2 separate regions of the Homo sapiens genome follow, and region 2 is linked to region 1. The links are chromatin loops, found by intact Hi-C in ENCODE. Cell type or tissue: transverse colon. All regions are shown on one strand. Each heading gives the region's core, and the rest is flanking DNA. Links, peaks and the distances in the headings are about the cores only. Region 1 overlaps DCLK2 (doublecortin like kinase 2). Region 2 overlaps DCLK2 (doublecortin like kinase 2).

The links. Hi-C counts contacts between places; a loop is a spot of excess contacts. Peaks named below come from ENCODE experiments on the same cell type or tissue, not always from the same donor. Only the 100,000 strongest peaks of a DNase experiment are listed, where the experiment ranks them.
Region 2: a loop joins it to region 1, with 5 times the contacts of the local background. A loop is called at or near these places in 1 of 110 quality-filtered maps.

The regions. Positions count from the first base shown.
Region 1 is chr4:150,146,099-150,149,021 of GRCh38, reverse strand. All of the region lies in intron 2 of DCLK2 (doublecortin like kinase 2), which reads right to left. Among named protein-coding and RNA genes, the nearest start is that of DCLK2, 69 kb to the right of the region's middle. In transverse colon, for the core only: no CTCF peak of the experiment used is centred there; no DNase peak of the experiment used is centred there.
Region 2 is chr4:150,235,840-150,238,762 of GRCh38, reverse strand. The region is part of intron 10 of DCLK2 (doublecortin like kinase 2); the gene reads right to left. Among named protein-coding and RNA genes, the nearest start is that of DCLK2, 160 kb to the right of the region's middle. In transverse colon, for the core only: no CTCF peak of the experiment used is centred there; no DNase peak of the experiment used is centred there; H3K27ac peaks cover 1,563 bases.

The DNA.
Region 1 (2,923 bases), core at 127-2,626:
CTTTCGCCCAGGCTGGAGTGCAGTGGTGCAATCTCAGCTCACTGCAACCTCTGCCTCCATGGTTAAAGTTATCCTCCCATCTCATCTCAGCCTCCCCAGTAGCTAGGCCTACAAGCATGCACCACCACGCCTGGCTAATTTTTGTATTTTTAGTAGAAACGGGGTTTCACCATGTTACCCAGGCTGGTCATGAGCCCCTGACCTCAAGTGATCTGCCCGCCTTGCCCTCCGAAACTGCTGGGATTACTGGCGTGAGCCACCACGCCTGGCCTCCACTTATTTCAAAGAACTCAAACTAGGAATTATGAACTCTATATTTAGATGTAGGTCATACAAGATAGGTAAGGTAAAACCTTCTTCACTGATCACACTGAAAAAGCTTTAGATATACATCAAATTTGTGGTGAATCAAAGTGTACTTACTGTTGTAAGTTAACATTCACTATAAATAAGTGTAAGCCAGGCACAGTGATATGCATCTGTACTCCTAGCTACTCAGGAGGCTGTGAGGCAGGAGGATTGCTTCAGTCCAGGGGTTTGAGTCTGCAATGTGCTATGATCACACCTATTAACAGCCACTCTACTACAGCCTGGGCAACACAGCAAGACCTCCATTTTTAAAAACATAAAAAAAAAAAAAGACATGAATTTTCTTTTGAGACAGGGTCTTGCTGTGTTGCCCAGGCTGGAGTGCAATGACACCATCTCAGCTCACTACAGCCTCAACCTCCTGGGTTCAAGCAATCCTCCTGCCTCAGCCCCTCCAAGTAGCTGGGACTACAGGTGCATGCCACAACGTCCAGCTAATTTTTGTATTTTTAGTGGAGACATGGTTTTGCCACATTGCCCAGGCTGGTCTCGAACTACGGAGCTCAATCTACCCACCTTGGCCTCCCAAAGTCCTAGGATTACAGGCGTGAACCACTGTGACCAGCCACAAAAAAGTACATGTAATTTTAATGATCCCTTCAGGAAGACTTTTCATTTACCAATAAACTATCACTAAAATAAGAGGATTTCTCCTGCAATTCTTTCTGAGGCAACTTTTTAACGCTATCATAGTTCACCTTCTAGGGCAACCCTAATTTCAACATCTACCCTATTCATTATTTGACAAATATTTTCTCAATACTTTGCCAATAAATATTGCCCAGATTGATATTTCAATTAATCTGTTTATTACAATTCTCCACCAAAAGTAAAAATAGGACTAAAATGCATTGGCAATGTTCTCCCCAAACTGGAGATGCCATGGAGTATACAGTGGATTGTACATCTGACCCTGCATACTTCCAGCATCAGTTCCACAGGCAGGGCAACTTTCTATGAAGTCCAGGTGTTTCTTTTATAGCCCAGTTTTTACAATACAAATTGTACATAATGGGACTGAATATTGAAGGGAATACAATTTACATTATAAGGAATGACAGTGGTCACGATTAGGTCAGGGTCAAAAACCAGCAAGCACCAGGTACATGGGACAAAATATCTGTACAACTTATTTTTGATGCTTGCACTTTCTTACCATTTTATTTCAACCTGTTTATATCAAAATAATGATATAGAAATAAATGATTTTGGTCTGGTCTTTCACATAGCCAGCTTTATGAAGGTAACTAAACTCCAGGCCCCCATACAAAAGGGGTCTGAAAATATCAGTTCCCACTTGCTGCCTTACAGTGTACAACATACTTTTACATTTATTCTTGTTTTCTTATTTTTTAGAGACAGGGTCTTGCTCTGTTGCCCAGGATGGAGGGCAGTGGCATGATCATAGCTCACTGTAACCTTGAACTCCTGGGCTCAAGTGATCCTCCTGCCTCAGCCTCCCAAGTAGGTGGGACTATAGGCATGGCACCATGCTTCGCTAACTTATCTTTTTTATTTTTTATTTTTTTTTTGGTAGAAACAGGCCTCACTATGTTGCCCAGACTGGTCTGGAACTCCTGGGCTTAAGCAATCCTCCTGCCTCTGCCTCCCAAAGTGCTGCGATAATAGGCATGAGCCACCACACTTGGCCACATACAGTATTTCAATTGACCCTCAGAAAACTCTATCAGGTAGCCATGGTATACATCATTATCTCCATCTTACAGACAATGTAGATAACCCTTAGGTAACCTTCCCAAAGTTATGCAGCCTCTTGGTGGTACAGCCAGATCTAGAACCCAAGACTTGAAACCCTATCTTCACTCTATGACTATTTTCTTTTCTCAAATACATCAAATCATGCCACATTTTAAGCATTTAAACTCTAATCAAATTACAGAACTCATATATCTGAGGATTCTTTAATAGTAAATAACCAACACTTATTGAAGGCTAACTATGTGGCAGGCACTATGCTAGGCACTGACCATGTATGATGGCATCTGATCTTATTACAGCCCTTTACTAGGGATGCAACAGATTCATGCATCTAAGCAAGTCAGTGAGCTGGGACTTGAACCCAGGCAGCTGGACTCCAACAACCAAGCTCTCAACTGCTCTACTACAGTGCTAGGCAACTAGTTTATAAATTCTCTAAGAAAATAAACTATGGTTTTGTATTCTTCTCTTCTGAACATTAATAATTAGCACAATTGTTCAGGTAATTGCTACACACAGTTTTCTCCAGTGTTTCCTTCTAAAGCACTGAATCTGAAATTTGTGCATACAAATAGCTGAGGACTTTGTGAAATTGTAGACTCTGAATTCAAGAGAGCTGAAGTTGAACCTGAGATTTTGCATTTCTAAAAACTTCTAAGTAATGCTGACGTGGGCCCATGGACCAGACCTTGAGTGGTAAAGCTCTAAAACACATGCAAAAATAAATAAGTAAAACACATGCTACTTTTCTCCTGCAGATCTTGTCATAGTAAATTACTTTCTTGGGTGAGGTATTTTACTGGTTTTATCTCAGAATGAGTCAAGGGCCCTTAAT
Region 2 (2,923 bases), core at 281-2,780, 90 kb before region 1:
TATGAAGTGAGATAATGCCAGTACCTCCCTTGTGAAGTTGGTGTGAAGGTGAAATGAGACAAAGCTCAGAACAGGGCTCAATAAATGCTCCTTCCTTGTGGGTAATCAGATGAGAAAAAATAAAAAGTAAAAAAATAAAAAATGTTCCTTCCATTTCCTGGAAGGACTGGCTGATTAGATAATTATCACATTGGAAAAGGTTTAAAAATGCTGGTGGAGACGTGACTATTTATGCTTAAAGAACCTTTCTAGAAAGCATTCAGCAATATATAGCAAATTTCTTTATATCAATTATAACCTTTGACCCAATAAGTCTACTTCTCAAAACCTACTCTAGGGGAATAGAGATGGACCCAAACGTTATATATAAGGACGCTAATCTCAGAATTTATCTATGACTTTTAAAAACTAAGGGCAACATAAATGGGTAATAGGGCAATGACTATGATACATTACCATAATAAAATATTACATACTTTCTAATAAGCATTTTTCAAATATATTAATCATATGGGAAATAGTCACTATTATGCAGAGTTAAAAAATGCAAAATTACATATAAAATACTCAAAAATGTTAACAAGTTTATCTCTAAGTGGTAGCATGAAGGATTAATTTAATTTTCTTTATAGTTCTCAGTGGTTTCTAAAATGTTTACAATGAACATGTGTTGGTTTCATAATAATTTCATATATAAGCAAAACTACGGGATAAATATAACTTTAGAAAGTTAGGTTCTAAGTGAATAGTTTTGGAAGCAAACAAGTGCGTATGACAGCATAATTCAAGTTTCACCATGCAGTCCTGAACCTGAGTGTATAGTCTATTTGTCTCTTGGATGTCCATTTTGAAAACATGGAATTTCAGAGAATAAACTGCTGCAGAGACCTAGTCTATACTCATTGTAATGCCTGTTTCTATTTTTCTATTTTAAGCATAGTTTGCTTTGTCTCATATTTTGCTGAACCAGATATTTATCGCAACCACTATTAACTGTAGAAGGAGAAAAATTTAGAAAATGATGTTTTTTCAAGATAAGCATGTTAGCAACATCATCCATTAGTCTGCTACTTAATGAGGGGGAGTGATTTAAATAGTCATCAGTAAAAAAGAATGGAGAACCGCAGGGCTCTCCCAGGCCAGTAATTCCCCAAGTTTTACAGGCATTTTAAAGAGGACGGCACTGAAATACCTCCCTTACCTGTGATGTCCTTATCCATTTAATAAGAATATGTTTCACCTTTAGTATCTGAATAACGTTTTCCAGTCTTATATACTGAATACACATCTCTAACACATATCTTTATGACTTTAAAGTTCCACAGGAGTAATGATGAGGATTTTGAGTCCCTCATAGATATTTACAACTCTGAGTCAGCCCACAAGTCAGCAGAAACATTTTCAAAGATATGAATGATTCAGCCTAAAGTAACGGATTCCAGATTCTTAGTCACGTCACAGTCTTAGGAAAACTTTCCACCCATTATGTTTAATGTAAACATTAACAAGAACAATCTGATATAATTATAGTTAGAATTTATAATGCTTTTACCAAAACCCAGACTTTGGAAAGAAATTTCCTAAGTAATTACAGTGATAAGAATGTTATAAGCACAAATTCCTAACTGTCTGCATCATGAGAGTTAAAAAAAAAAGTTTTATTAATGTCACTGTTATTTTGTTTTTACAACTTAAAAATATACTCATTAGGTACAATTTTTGAAAAATAGTATTTATTTTAAAGACTCCATTTAGTGATGCCTAGGGGTATTCAGAGGTTGCTGTCAGATACTCAGAAGTCCCTGAAGTCCTGTTTTTCACATCCTCTATAAAGAATTCAGAGTCAGATGCAGGAGCATATATAGAAAGGGACTGAACAGTCTGTAACTGCTGAATTATGTCTGTGCAAGTGATATTCCTTGGCTAAACATCACAAAGGAAGTGTCATTAGGGGTAGACAAGCCTGAAGTCATATTTTATCTGATTCATCTCTCCCCAATGCTGGACACAGAAGCAAACATGTCTAATATGAATACATTTCAAATCTTAGTGAGAGACTGTCTTCAAAGCAGGAAGAAATTATACATATATCTCTCTCTAGATAGATACAGAGACACACACATCATTGCTTTAAAAACAGTTGCCTTTAATAAAGAGGTGACTAGATGAACAGGGACTCCAAAGGCTTTCTGGCAGAGTTCAGGTCTCCCCAGAAACTGACATTCTCAAGGACTTTGGAGATTTCAAAATTCTTTCGAAGATTATCTCACTGGACTTCTAGAGCCACCCCACTGGGCAACTAGGAAGAGAACTGTTACCTCCATTTTACAAACGAGGAGACTGAGGCGCACAGCACTCAGGTTACTAGTCATATGGCCAGGCAGGGGCTCCAGCCAGGATCATTATTCATTCCACAGCACCATTCTGCAAGATTCTGTACCTGAAAAATAACTGGAAAGGCCTGCCAGAACCCTGACTACAGCCTGCACTTACTTACAGATTTTGAGTGAATTTAAACAATCACAACTGTGAGAACTCTAGCCCTGCAGTGTTCAAACGCCCCACCACAAGCTGTGAGATGCTTCTGTCAAAAGTTGCTCTCAGAATGCAAAAATAAAAAATGCGAGGAATGCAGATCCCACATACAAAATGAACACTGTGTGTTCTCTAAATAAAATGTCAACTTAATGATTTAGAAGGACTTCAAATATGAGAAACCAACCCTCTTCTCTTCTCTCTCCTATCCCCAGAACTCCTGGACAACCTGAATTTATCACTGGTCTCTCATACTTAACTCTGACACGGTACCACCAGGCTGTAACTCACAGCATTAACGGCCACCCCTGTGCTCCCTGACACAGCTACCCATACATCTCCACTGGCAGGGTTTTAAATTATGATGCTGCTTACCGGAGAGCGGGAT